Regions from separate parts of the Mus musculus genome. Here region 1 is linked to region 2. Evidence: chromatin loops called from intact Hi-C (ENCODE). Cell type or tissue: gastrocnemius. All regions are shown on one strand. Links, peaks and the distances in the headings refer to the core of each region. The heading gives the core; the rest is flanking DNA.

Region 1 (7,040 bases), core at 2,040-6,039, 130 kb after region 2:
CTGCCAAGGAACATCCTGACCTGAGACAGACACCAGACAGGGATCACTTAACAGTTTATTCTTCACTTTGTGAGAGACTGACCCCTTTAAAGATATATGAAAAATAGACTAATTAGATCCCATCAAATTCCATATTAAGCCCCTAAGTTCTTGAAGACATGGCAGAGTTCTAAATTATCTATAGCATAAAGGGGGGTGGGGAGACTTATCATGAAGAAGCTCAAGTATCATATGACCTAGCTTTAACAACATTAAATATTATTAAAAAGTTAGTTTTAATTTTTCATGAAGTAATTCAAAGGTACAATTTAGTAATTAGATAGCAAACTGTAGCAATGCCAAAAATCTGTCTTGCTAAAAGTATCAATTTCTAGGGGTTGAAGCACCTGTTGCTCTTGCAGAGAACCTAAGTCTGGTTCCCAGGACCCTTATGGTGGCTCACAACCATCTGGAGGATCTGACAGACTTTTCTGACTTCTGCAGGATCAGAATGGTGTACACACATAAACTCATATACATAAAATAAAAAACTGAAGATAAAAAGTATGAATGTTCATATGTCATTGCATTTGAACCTGCTTTAAAAAGCAAACAAACAAAAAAAGCATTTTTTTAAGGATTCAGATTTATACCTTCTTGACCATATAAGTATTTGGCATTGTACAAGTAACAGAAATAGGGGTCAAGTACAATGCTATAAAACATTCACAGCAGGAAAAGAAAACTGTCAATACAGAATGATGCTTCTAGGTTTAATAATGATACACGTAGTAGCTGTAAAGCAGCTACTTTGTATCAGAAGATGTAGGTATGAGTACACTCTTATCTACTAAGTATGTGATCTTTTTGCTATTGACTTAGCTGTTTCTAACTCTATATTCTGTATATGTGAAGTAAGGATAACAATGCAACCACTAATGCAACAGGAGGAGAAGGAGTAGATAAACAGTTTTAAGAATATGCTCTCAGACACTATACACAGACACACATGCATACATACATATTTTGTTTGTTTGTTTCCTTGAGGCAGGGCCTCATTCTAGTCTAGACTCATCTGGAATTTACTCTGTATCCCAAATTAGCATCAAACTTGCAGTGATCCTCCTGCTTTTACTTCTACAGTACTAAGAGTCACTAGCCACAGCTTTGGTTTTTTTGTTGATGATGATAATGGTTTATGTGCTAGGGATAGAACCCAGGCCCTCACGAATGCTAGGCAAGCACTTTACCATAGCCATATATATACTCCTTAACCCTGTAATTTTTACTTTATTTTTTTTGGTTTTTCGAGACAGGGTTTCTCTATGTAGCCCTGGCACAGACACACCCCCTGTTTTGTTTTGCCTTTTTTTTTTTTTTTTACAGGAGTGCTGGGAATTCGAGCTTAAGTCTTTATATCTACTTAGCAAGCACTCTTACCCACTGACATGAGCCATTTCTCCCTCGTTTCTTAGTTGAAGGCTTTTGTTTTTTGAAAAATTAGATTAACAAGTCATTGATGAAGTAATGAAGGTTTTTTTTATAACTTAAAATTTACAAACTCATAAATTAGTTTGTACTTTTTCTAATATGTTTAGGCCACACAATGAATTTCAGTATCATTACAATACACATGATTCTTTGTATCTAATAAAATTCACTAGGAAAAGAAAACTTACCAATCTGAGTTCTTCAAAAACAAAAAACAAAGTGTTCTGAAATTCTTGGCCATCTCCCCTCCCCAAAGTCAAATTAGCAGGAGATATATAATATAAAAATTGTCTCTCCATGATTCAAAAGATCAAAGCATCCATGACAATATTATACTAGGGATACAATATTATACTAGGCATAAAATAAGTTTGCAGATATTAATCTATGATACTACTATACTCACTTTATGTTTTATATAATTATTCACTATCAACTCCTCAATAGAATTAGAAACTAGTACTGCTAATTAAATTTCATATTACTGAACAATACTTTTAACAGTCAGAGATAGATTTTCATTAGGAAATTACCCTAGAAATTGGCAAAAGCTATCAAGCAATATCTTCTTTGTACAAGTCAACCTTCCTTTTAATATTAACTCAGCCCAACATTCAGGATGCTAAGACAGGAAGACTGTTAATTCCTGCCCAACCTGGGCTACATCAAGACCACGTCTCCAAAACAATAAAAGGAAAGGAAGAAACACAAAGACCCCTAGATAGATCCTGAAAGTGAATATTAAGCAGTCTTCTTGAATGCTTTCAAGCTTTTTAATAATTTTTCTGCATACCCACGTAGAAAATGGAATAAAATTTACCTCTTCCCCCTCCATTTGAAAATGTATGTGGTAAATGCCTAGAAAAATTACATTTAGGAGAAATAGCTAACTTTTAAGTATAAAGATATTATTGCAGTATAGCATACTAACATAAAATGAGGTGTCTCATCCTAAGCCTAGCCACTTAAAACAGAACCACAACTGGTTTTTGTTTTTTGAAAACTATCAGTAAAAGTTTCTATTGTCTGGCATTTTGTTGGCTGAATTAGTTTTTTGATACAAGTCTTGTCAAATCAGGATACTCTGCCTCAGCCTCCTGAGTGCTAGGATTCACAGGCAAGCATAACGGCAGGCTAAAAGTATTGGAAATCTTAGAAAGTAGGCTTTAAATATGAAATTTCAAACAGAGAAAAAAGAATCTTCTCCAAATTTTGGGACAAACTGGAAAAAAAATGATTAGAATATGAGACAGACACATGAACTCCTAAGGGAGACAGATGAACCACTTCTCTGTCCTAAGTGCTTCCAGCAGATACCAAAGAGGTTAATGATATCGCCTCTGCTGTACACAATTCAAAATGGCTAGTTAGAAAAGTTCCGCTCAAACCTTAACAATCTGTCTCCGTGCTGCCAATAAGTGGCTTTGTTTCCAGTTTCACGGACTATTCTGGGATGTCAAGAGTTACATTATTGCTGCTTCAAAAAGAGCCCTTGTTTCGGCTAGCTCCCTCGGACCTGGGATGTGAGTACCGTGGTGTTTACAGAGACCTGATGTTTAGAACCTTGTTAGGAAAGGTCCACCCCTTACTACTCCATCCTTTACCAACAACCACATTTTGTGTGTTTTTGTTGTTGTACACTTATAGTCTTTTTGAAAAAGGCACCTGCACATGGTTTCGTCTTGGCCAATAGGGTTTATCTCCAGGAACTCCTGGGAAACCGACACCCTAAAACCCACTTGGCCAAGGGAGGAAGGGGGCTGGGGAGGGAGCAGCCACGCCTGGCAGCTAGGCAGGAGCGGCGGCTGTTTACAGGCGCCTACTCCCTCCCCCACCGCACAGACAGGGGTCCAAACAACATTTCCTGCGAGCAAACTCACCGCCCGCCCGCTGTCCTCCGAGGGACCTCGGAACCAGTCAGCCTCGGACCCCCCCAACCCCCCGCTCCCGCCCCAGCCTCCCCAGCCTTCCCGGCGTCCAGGGCGGCGTCCGCACCGCCCCTCGGCCTACCTACCCCGGCAGGCCCTCCGGGAGGCACGCGGAGGCCTGAGGCCTAAAGGACGCCGGCCACTGACAAGCCCTGGGGCCGGTCCCGAGCGCAGGGCGGGTGAGGACAGCCCCATCCCCGCAGTCGCTGCCTATTGTTCTCGGCCGCGGCCGCCCCGCTCCCCACACTGCCGACCGCCACTTGCTCACCGCTCTGGTCCGAGCAGCAGCTCCTCTCAGCTCCGAGTCCCTGCGGCCGTCGCCACCGTCGCGGCAGCCGCCGCCGCCGCCGCTGCCACCATCGACTCTGACTCTGTCCCAGGCCGCCGGACCACGGCCGTAGCCGCCACCGCCAGCGCCGCCTCCAGCCCCCCACCTGCTGCTGCTGAGGCTGCTCCTGCAGCAGGGGCCATCTTGTTGGTCGGCCTCCCCTTCCTCCTCCGCGTCCTCCGCCGCCCGTCGCTCGTTGTCCTCGTCCCCTTCCTCTTCCTCAGACTCCGGCCCGCCCCGAGACTGGGGCGGAGATGAAGGCGAGGCTCCTCCTCATGGGGCGTGGCCAACGGGGCGGGGCGTGGCTAACGAGGTGGGGCGTGGTCGTCTGAGGGCGGGGCCGGGAGGAAAGCTCTGAGTCACCGGCCCCAACGCCCTGTCGGGAGCGGGCGACGCGCCCCGCCCGTGTCTCGAGCGCTGTCGCGCCCCGAGTGGAGAAACTTGTCCCACCTCCTCCCGGGCCACCCGCCTGGCCTGTGGCCACAGTGCCTTTGGTGCTGGCAGGCAAGAGGCCAGGCGGTTCCCGTAAGCTCACTCCTATGGAGTCTCGCGCTGCCTCTGAGCTTGTCACTTTCTGAGGTCTGGACTCTTCCTCGACTCTAGCATCTTTTTTCTTATATGCTACCTCTCCCCAGCCTCACTCGCGCTTGTGTGTGTGTGTGTGTGTGTGTGTGTGTGTGTGTGTGTGTGTGTGTGTGTGTCTGTGTGTGTGTGTCTGTGTGTGTGTCTGTGTGTGTGTGTCTGTGTCTGTGTGTGTGTGTATGATGGCGTTTCTCTTAAGCTCTGGACTCTTCCTCTTGTATCTGTTTTGCATCCCACCCCTTTCCAGTACCCTGTGTTGTGGGGTGTGTGTGCACACATCTTCGACATAATTCGGTTTAGCCAAATTCTGGAGAACCGAAAGAAACGGAATTCTAATACTATATAGTATTAAATTTATATTCTAATTTTCACATTAAAACTGTCCTCAAGTCAACACCATAAAATGCTCCCCGCTCTCCTTCTGCTTCCTGCTTTGTCTGTGAAAGCAGAGAATTTGTTGTTCTGTCCTTTCTTTTTTTTTTTTTTTTTTTTTTTTTGTTCTGTTTTTGAGACAGGGTCTCTCTATTATATACCCTTGGCTATCCTAGAAATTCTTCTGTAGACCAGGCTGGCTTTGAACTCACAAGAGTTCCATCTGTCTCTGTCTTCCAAGTGAAGGAATTAAAGGCATGGGCCCCATGCCCAGACTGTCCTTTCTTCACTGTAAACTCACCAACATCGATTTAAAACAAACAAACAAATTACTTCCACATCTCACAAGAAACAATTACTGGGTGGCTGTTGGGCTTGTTTGGGCTTTGTTTTGGTTTCTTTTTTTTCCCCGTGGGTGTTTGATTGTTTGTTTGTTGTTGTTTTGGTTTGGCTGGGTTTGTTTTATTCCCGGAACAGAAAATCCTGGAGCCTGGACTGACCTGGAAGTTCTGAACCTCTGCTCCCTGAGAGCTCAGATTATAGGTATGGCCACCTAGCCATACCTGGCCAGGCTTTGGTTCTTGAGACAGGCTCTTGCTTTGAGACCAGGGTGGCCTGGAGCACGTTCACGGGCTCGTCTCTCACCTCATTTTTAATTTTTTTATTTTCTTGGTTTCTCTGTGTAGCTCTGGCTGTCCTGGAATTCACTCTGTAGGCCAGGCTGGTCTTGAACTCAGATTTATCTGCCTGCCTCAGCCTTCCAAGTGCTGGGATTAAAGGCCTGTGTCACCACTGCCTGCCCTGCAAATCCTTCTGCCTCTTAACTTTAGGCTTATAGGTGTAAGACAGCATATCCAGCTCACACAGCTGAAATATCACACATTTTCCTGAACTTGGAAGAGGTTTTTTTGTAGTGATTATAACTTCATGGTGGTGAGATTTCAGCTTATTTTTAGACTTATTCATGCCTTTATTGATTGTGTTTGCTGCTTTGGAGTGAGCTAAATCTGTAATCTCTTAAACTACTAAATACAGCTGTCCCCACTTATCTGAAATTTCTATGATTTGAGTTAGCTCTGGACAACTGTAAACCAAAAATATTCAGTGAAAAATTCCAGAAATAATTCATGAGTTTTCAATGAATTTTTATAATATGTTGTTATAATTGTTCTATTTATCACTAGTTGTTAACTATGCCTAATTTGTTAAATAAAACCTAATTATTCTTATGTAAAAGTAAACACATAGAAGGTTCTGTACTATTCTCCTTCAGTTTAGTCATCTGCTGAACAGTTGGGAACATACCCTAGTCAGATAAGAGCCTGGTTCTTGCAGTAAGCCAGGACCTGATTTCCAGCAGCCCTAAAGTTTAGGCCAGCGTGTTACTAATCTAAACGTTATCTCTTGGAAAGCCTTTCCCTCCTCAAACAACCAGGGGTCAGTCCCCTACTAGGACAAACAGATAGTCTGTTCCTCCTGCCATTCCTCCCGCCTCACTCCTAGGGAACCTTCCACAACAAAGTTTTAGCTGCTGTTGCTAGGCACACATGCCAACCTCTCTGTTTAGGTGAAAGGAAGTAGCCCGGCTTCCATTACAAACAACCTAATGAGAGTTCCTTAAAATAGGAATAGTGCTATACCTCTGCTAGCTATTCCAACTAACAATAAGCTAAATACAGAGGTTCCTCCAAGTTTATTTGAACTACATAACTGAGCAAATACTTGTTGGAAAAGGAAGAACAGCTCTGTAGAAACAAGTGTTTCTAATGAAATGAACCTGGGAGGAGTCATTTAGGTTTTGAATTCTGCAATTAGACTAGATGTGAGATACAGAAGACAATATGTCCCCCGAGACCAAGTCTATTTAAAAGAGATGTGGTAATCTATCAAGGGGAAAGAATTTCGTGTGAATTTTATCCCGAAATTAATAACTCTTTGTAAATTTTAGTTAGTAAATCAATCTCTCTCCCCCTAATTTTTCTAAGTTTTAACATTACTAGGGTCTTCACATTAAGAATTAGAAAATTAAATTAGATGGTATGCTGGGTTTATATGGGCATATAATTTAAATTTCAAAACTTTGGAGATTAAAGCACCCCATGGCGGTGCACACCGTCAGTCCAGCACTCAAGAGGCAGAGGCAAGGGTATCTCTGTGAGTTAGCCATCTTGGTCTATTAGTGAACTCCAGGCCAGCCAAGGCTACCCAGTGAGACCTTGACTCATAAATGAATGGATCAAATCAGTCAGTCAATCAAAACTTTTAAAATTAAATTTAAAAAGTGTATTGATGAAGACAGCTAGGTATGTTGGCATAGGTCTTTGGTCCCAGTACTTTGGAAGCTGAGGCAAGATGACTAA
Region 2 (7,040 bases), core at 983-4,982:
GTTGTGTGAGATCATCATGTATTCTGGAGTAGGTTCCCGGTTAAGCATTTGCAGTTCTCACCTCAGAAACAAAGGTGCAGTCACTGCATGTCCACTTGTCACAGGAGCCCTAAGAAAACAAAGACTGACTTACTTCTCTGGCTTAGAGTAGTTAAATTTTACATGTTAGTATAGTAACCTCAGAAATAAAATGGAACGGTTTAAAGGTGATATCACTTTGTATCATTTGGCAGAATCATCACATCACTGGTTACAAGCTATATTACAATCTGTACAAAAACAAGTGACAGACTTACTTTGAAATTCAGAATGAAGGACCGGAAATTCAGAATGACCAATCTGTTTGAAAATTAAAAATAATTAGTGCAGTTACTTATCTTCATTTTATTTCACACTATTCTCTCAGTGTTCAGTTGTCTTCACTAGTCTCCATGGGCTCACATCAATTCTCTTGCCAAGAGGCCTGAGATTTATAGTTTCAATCGTCATACCCTAGGGAACTTATGTATTTTTCACAATAAAATTGTCCTACTGGGTTAAGTCAGTGGCACAGCACATGCCACCTTAGCATCAGGCTTTGGCCTCATCACTTGGGACTCTTATCTTGTATTTCCTAATACTATTCAAGGAAAACTCTTTAAAACATTACAGCCAGATACATCAGATAGGAGCGAAAGACATGATTGTTCATCAGAGTTAAGTCTGCTGAACTATGTTATCATCATGGTATCGGCTTGTTTGGAAGGGGTTGAAAGTAACTAATACATGCACATTTCAAAGACTTACCATTGTGTTTGCAGTGCCTTCACTTGAGGTGACCCATTAATACCTGTAAGAAATTACACTCCGTTTAGAAATATGTATTTGTAAAGTATATTTACTGATGTCCTTAAATACTGTTTCAGCTTAACAATCAATCTTCAATCTTATTCAGAGAGATTCCCATCTGTTTAACTTTATTGATCATCACTAACAGTACCTTAATTCATATAGTAAATACCAAACTTACAATGCTTACCTTTCTTTATTCAAACCATTATTTGTACCTGAAAAAAATTTAAGGCACCATTTAGTACTGATGGTAGCACATGCATGTTCAAAAGCTAAATGTTATGCAGTAAATACTGCAAATGACTGGAGGGAATTCAAGGCCCCCAATGGCTTCTTACCCAAGCAAGCCAGCCAAATGAACAAGCATGCAACCAGTTAACTAGAATTAAAAGAAAATACCTCTTACAAATATGCTAAACATCATTCGACTATTCTTAGTTGCCTGCCACAAGGTTCTTCAGTGTTAAAAATTGTCTACAAGTTATTTTCAGCTCAGACATTTGATCAACATCATTACAAGAACCCAGAGTGTTGTCCAAAACACACCTATCTAAACATCCGTAAGACAATGCATGCTGGAGTTTTGATGATTCAAAGTCTCTGCATGTCCCTTTGTACTGACCCAAATTCAAGTGTTTTTCAATACTTACCTTTCAAACTGTCTATCCAGCCTCAAACTCCACCTAGAAAAAAACATTAAAGAGCTTTTCAATGCAGTCAACAGATTTGAGTTTGCCCCACAATAAATGTCAAGGAAGCCCACCATCAGATAGAGCTAATAAGATCTTCAGGTAGTCAGTATTTGTTCGTCATCATGCAGGCTGTGTTCAGCTATGACCAGGATGGAACACGTGGCCAGTATTTGGCAGAGTGCAACAAAGCCAAGCCTGTTTAGCATCTACAATTCCTTTAGTTTGACTTACCATTTCATTTTCTGGTCTTCTATTCTAGCACCTACAACAAACAAATAGTTAAAGCTGCCCGGTTAGGCCCCTGACTCAGCACTTAAGATGGGGGAACCAGAGTCCACCAAATAGGGGGTAAATGCGTTAACGACCACTAGCTCCCACATATCAAAAACCAGCCTCCTCAGATACGCAGAAACAATGCCCTGACTTCAGACTTCCCACCCACTCCTCTATCTACAATTGCTCTCAGGGAACAATACATTCAATGTGTGGGTTGAGGGATCTTTAGTGCTCATTTGCCATTGGGTATTCCTTGTAATGGGACCACATGCACACACAAAATTGCTTACATTGCGCTCGCTCTGTTATCCAGCTTCCTGACGAGTCCTGGGGGGGGGGAATCTTTATGTAAAAACTGCTTACTCTGTAAGTAGCCCCCAAATCATTATTTTGTGTGCCTCAGTTATAATCATGGTGGTTTAAAGCTATCGTCACCCCAGCTGTCAAGAGTAGCAAATATGATGTCATCATTGTGGCACTGTCCTTTCAACCTAACTTCTCATTACTATTCAGTACTCACCTCGTAAGCCTTCATCCTCCTTTGCCACAGAACTGGAAATAAGAGATGTGAACAGTCAGTCCCCTTCTTCACGGAACTAAACCCTTTCCAGTAGCTGAATTAAAGCCTCAGAAAAGTGTTTTTCAGAAATCCCTTCTGTCCACTACTCTCATACCATCATGGGCTTTGTGGTCATTATGTTCTAGTCATGCCCCTCCCCCACTGAGTTACCTGGCTGTGAGATCCCACAAGATGTCCCATCACAGAGGTCCACACTGCCATTCCTAAGAAAAATGTTAATCTTTAGTAGTTCTACTTCCACAAAATGGACCTGTCTTACAAAGAACTCCGTCCACATAGGCACTGTTGAGTTGCACATATCCAGCAGTTACATATAAGTCTCTAATCCAGGTACTTCCCAAGAGCAATCGTCCTCTTTGTTAGTGACTAAGGCCTGCTGGCAATCTCTAGCAAAAGCCTTCATCCCATGGTGATCGCGAAAGAAACACCGCGTGGCTTCGCATTCCACCCCCGTTGAACCGTGCACGAGGTGACTCAGCATGCTCTGCCATCAGAATCGTTGGTATTCATCAACAAGCTCAGTTGTCCCTACCAACATAGCCTTCATCATAGCATGAACACGCATGCTGAGTCGTCTTTGTCTGGTGTCCAGACCAAAACCCAATGCTATTTTATGTCACAAATACACGCAGAACCAACCTCCTAAAGTTTCCAGCTTGTGCCCTGAACTAAGCTCACCGGCTGCGCCGGGAATCCCACCAGCTTCCAGTGCTTCAGCCTCCAAGGCCCGAAGCCATAACATACTCAGGAAATTGCATACCTGCTCAGAATGCCGCACAGCTCCGAAAGGCTGAGATGGCGGCTGAGTCGAGTATATAAGGTCTTCGTGACGTCAAGACGCAAAGCTGCTTGCTGCGTCCACTTAAACCCCGCCCCTCACACGCCCTCAGACTCCTCCTCAAGCCCCACCTTCTTCAGGCCCACAAAACTTTCCCTCTGGCCACGCCCCCGAGAGCCCGGAGGGCGGAGTTGCCGCGGGCACGATAGGCCCGCCCTCCGCCTCCCTGAGGAGTACAGGCTGAGGGGAGGGGGCTCCTGCAAGGAAAGCGCTGGGGGTGGGGCGGGGTGAGGGTGACTGATTTCCTTCCGGCACGTCGCTCGCTCCGGAGGAGGGGGCGGGGGGTTTCACTTCCGGGACGGTGTTCCGGCCCATTCCGGCCCATTTCCACCCCCGGAGGTAGGTGCTGCTCCTTGACTGGGCTCGTTCCCCGCACCCCCGCCCCGTTAGCTCATACCCGACGCTCCCGGGCCGCGTCTGGGTTGCAGCCAGCTCCTGCGGCGCTCAGTCGCTGCCCCACCTCCCCTCCCAGCACTCGGCGACCTTCCGCCCCTTTGGCTCCGGGCTGTCGAGCTCGCGGGCCCGCCCCCTTGGCGAGCCCCTCCCTCAGGACCCCGCGCGCGCGCCGGGGCCACACCCAGACACACCCCCGCCCCGGCAACCTCCGCCGCCCTAGACCGATCCCGGGGCGCCGCCCCCTTCCCGGTCCCGCGCCTCACCTGTGCGCCCGCAACTCCCTTGCCGCGGGGCTCTGCTCCTGTCGAGCTTCCCGGCATCTGTGCCACCTCCTCGCTTAGCCAGGTCCCCCTTTTCCCATGCTTCTTGACACTGATAGAGGCCTCCCCAGTACCCGACTGGCCAACCCCAGCGTTCCCGATTCTCCCTTTTACAGCTCTCGCCCCTTCAGTGCCGACGCTAGAGAAAGACTTTACTCCAGGGGCTTCCTCCTCACTGGGGAATCGCTGGAAAGAGCAAACAAAAAAGGCGCTGGTGTAGGCTCCAAAATAAACATCTGAATTCGTGATGGCATCGACAGAGGCACTTAATGGATTAAAAGTTTCAAAACAAACAATAACGCTTTGGAAAAAGGTCAGATTGGTTAAAGTTGCGTCTTGAAAGCCGTGTTTGCACTTACCTGTTTACTCAATAAGTGTATTGTAAATGCGAGGTGATAAAGTGAGCTTGTCCGGACTACTTCCTGGTGTGCTGTGTAGTCTCATAAATTTAGAGAAACATTGGATGCACGGTGAGCCTAAATCCTTGTGGTATACTGGAACTACCCTCAACTAATTAAGACTATTTGATGCAATTGCAGTCTTTGTGGTGTGAAATTTCAGGCTTTATTTTTGTCAGCAGCTGTGGGAAACCAACTTTCCCAGTCAAAGTAGCATCACCACTTTGGAATACCCAAGTTTCAAGTTTGTTGGGGAGAAAAAGTATTACTTAGTTTTTGCTAACTCTGGCAACTAGGCCACAAATTCTCTGCATGTGAATTGAATGCTGACAGGGCTGTGGAATGTTTCTCAGAGTCACCTCAGAGTCCCATATTCAAAAAGTGGGAGCTCAAACTGGTAAGCTTAAAAATATGGGCCTAATCGGGCATGGTAGTCAAACACCTCTAACACGAGCATTCTTTAATCTCAGCAGAAGCAGTCAGCTCTTTTTGAGTTAGAAACCAGATGGTCTACATAGTGAGTTCCAGGAATAGCCTGGGCTTCATAGACCCTGTCAAAAACAAATATCTGGTGGGTGGCTTAATTCTAGCATTCCTGGAGGTAGATCGCTAAGTTCCAGGCTAGTCTGGTCTACTGAGCAAGTTATAGGGCATCCAGAGCTATATAGAGGGACACTGTCTCATGGGGAAAAGTAGTGATAATAGCGACCATTCATGTAGGATATTAGACTTTATACCCAATCTGTATGTGTTTGATGCCCCTTCTTAGTGAACTCCTGTCTTTATTTTATATAGTCTACTAATAAAGTATGGGCATAGCTTGAATTTTTCGCAGTGTAGCAGTCACTTTTTTGTGTGTTAATTACATTTTACAGTGAAATCTAAAATACCTTGTACCAGGCTCGGCAGCTTACAGTAATCCTAGCACTTAGGAGGTAGGATCAGGAGTTTGAGGCCAGCCTTATTACTAACAAAACACCTGCTGGCAATTCTGTTTCTACATCCAAACATAAGGAAGATCTCTCTTTCTATATGAAGAATTCTTTTTTTCTCCCTGAGACAAGATTTCACTTATTTAGCCCATACTCATGATTCTCCTGCCTCTTCGGTTTTCCAAGCGCTAAAATTACGTATGTGTAGCTGGCACTCATGGAAAGATTTTCCATTTGTAGGGATGTTTGAACTAAAAAGCACAAAGGGAGTCAAACTAGTACTAAGACTGTGCTTTGCTCTTTCAGCAGGGTTGAATGTCTGCCTGTGCTTTCAGGCATGACCATGGAGAAAAGTGGGAACATACAATTGGAGATCCCCGACTTCAGCAACTCTGTTCTGAGCCATCTCAACCAGCTACGAATGCAAGGCCGGCTCTGTGATATTGTGGTCAATGTGCAAGGACAAGCTTTTCGGGCTCACAAAGTAGTACTGGCTGCCAGCTCCCCTTATTTCCGGGATCACATGTCCTTGAATGAAATGAGTACTGTGTCCATTTCTGTCATCAAGAACCCTACTGTTTTTGAGCAACTTCTTTCTTTCTGTTACACAGGGCGGATATGCCTGCAACTAGCAGATATCATCAGCTACCTAACAGCTGCTAGTTTTCTGCAGATGCAGCATATTATAGACAAATGTACGCAGATCCTAGAGGGCATTCACTTCAAAATTAATGTGGCTGAGGTTGAAGCAGAATTAAGTCAAACAAGGACAAAGCATCAAGAGAGACCTCCAGAGTCTCATAGGGCTACACCAAATCTAAACCGCTCACTTAGTCCACGGCATAATGCCTCAAAGGGAAACTGGAGAGGGCAGGTCAGTGCCGTGCTGGATATCCGAGAGCTCAGTCCCCCGGAGGAGCCCACCAGTCCTCAGATAATTGAACAGAGTTCTGATGCAGAAGGCCGGGAGCCCATTCTTCGAATCAACAGAGCAGGACAGTGGTATGTGGAAACAGGACTAGCAGACCAGGGGGCCCGGAGTGGTGACGAAGTTAGGGTTCTTGGAGCAGTGCACATCAAAACTGAAAATCTAGAAGAGTGGCTTGGGCCAGAGAATCAGCCTTCTGGAGAAGATGGGAGTAGTGCAGAGGAAGTCACAGCCATGGTGATTGACACCACAGGCCATGGTTCTATAGGACAGGAAAGTTATACTTTAGGGTCTTCAGGAGCCAAGGTAGCTCGGCCAACCAGCAGTGAAGTTGACAGGTAAGTTTTGTTTCTCCTTTTAAAGCTATTGTACAGACATCATTAAATAACCTTTCTGTGTTACAGAGGGCATCTTTTTTTACCTGATATTCTTATTCAGCTTACTTTGGGAGACTGGAAGTATGTCAGAAGACTTGCATTTTCAGCACAGGAGGCTCCTGGATCTGAAATATTGACGATGTTATGAGAACTGTGGTAAACTGTGGTAAACTGTGGTAAAATTAGCCACTTCAGTGAATCAGAATAGCATCGGCAGCCACTCTAGGATCAGTAATTGCCAGGGCTCTCTGCACTAGGCAGGGAGCTGATTGTCAGGGGTCTGGTAACATTGCTGTTTCTCACACAGGTAGGTAACCTTGCGGAGTCTGACTTGCCTTATAGCACTGTGTATTTCTCTTTGCCCTTACCGACAGAGACAATTTGGTACCATCAATAATTTTCAAATTAGAGTAATTACACTACAGTAATTCTAGAGAAAAGCTTTTGAATGTTTTCCAAGTGTCACCTGGTA

Evidence for each region. Peaks named below come from ENCODE experiments on the same cell type or tissue, not always from the same donor. Only the 100,000 strongest peaks of a DNase experiment are listed, where the experiment ranks them.
Region 1: a loop joins it to region 2, with 3 times the contacts of the local background. A loop is called at or near these places in 5 of 42 quality-filtered maps.

Annotation. Positions count from the first base shown.
Region 1 is chr1:160,903,326-160,910,365 of GRCm38, reverse strand. Rc3h1 (RING CCCH (C3H) domains 1) reads right to left here and starts at 3,955. Exons shown (of 20, transcript NM_001024952.2): 1 at 3,667-3,955. In gastrocnemius, for the core only: a CTCF peak has its summit at 4,155; DNase peaks (open chromatin) are centred at 3,346, 3,558, 4,036 and 4,971; H3K4me3 peaks cover 2,658 bases; H3K27ac peaks cover 3,001 bases.
Region 2 is chr1:161,031,294-161,038,333 of GRCm38, reverse strand. It overlaps Zbtb37 (zinc finger and BTB domain containing 37), which reads left to right and starts at 3,485. Exons shown (of 5, transcript NM_001356489.1): 1 at 3,485-3,556; 2 at 4,050-4,246; 3 at 5,573-6,529. The coding sequence starts at 5,601. Gas5 (growth arrest specific 5) reads right to left here and starts at 3,733. Exons shown (of 11, transcript NR_166052.1): 1 at 3,615-3,733; 2 at 2,530-2,582; 3 at 2,320-2,351; 4 at 2,090-2,126; 5 at 1,755-1,785; 6 at 1,482-1,514; 7 at 1,019-1,046; 8 at 787-829; 9 at 297-339; 10 at 62-109. LOC115487643 (a small nucleolar RNA gene) reads right to left here and starts at 2,940; the gene lies at 2,861-2,940. It overlaps LOC115487678 (a small nucleolar RNA gene), which reads right to left and starts at 2,484; the gene lies at 2,423-2,484. It also overlaps LOC115487638, LOC115487644, LOC115487677, Snord47, LOC115487645 and LOC115487640, and 1 more gene. In gastrocnemius, for the core only: no CTCF peak of the experiment used is centred there; DNase peaks (open chromatin) are centred at 1,802, 2,547, 2,865 and 3,352; H3K4me3 peaks cover 3,686 bases; H3K27ac peaks cover 3,875 bases.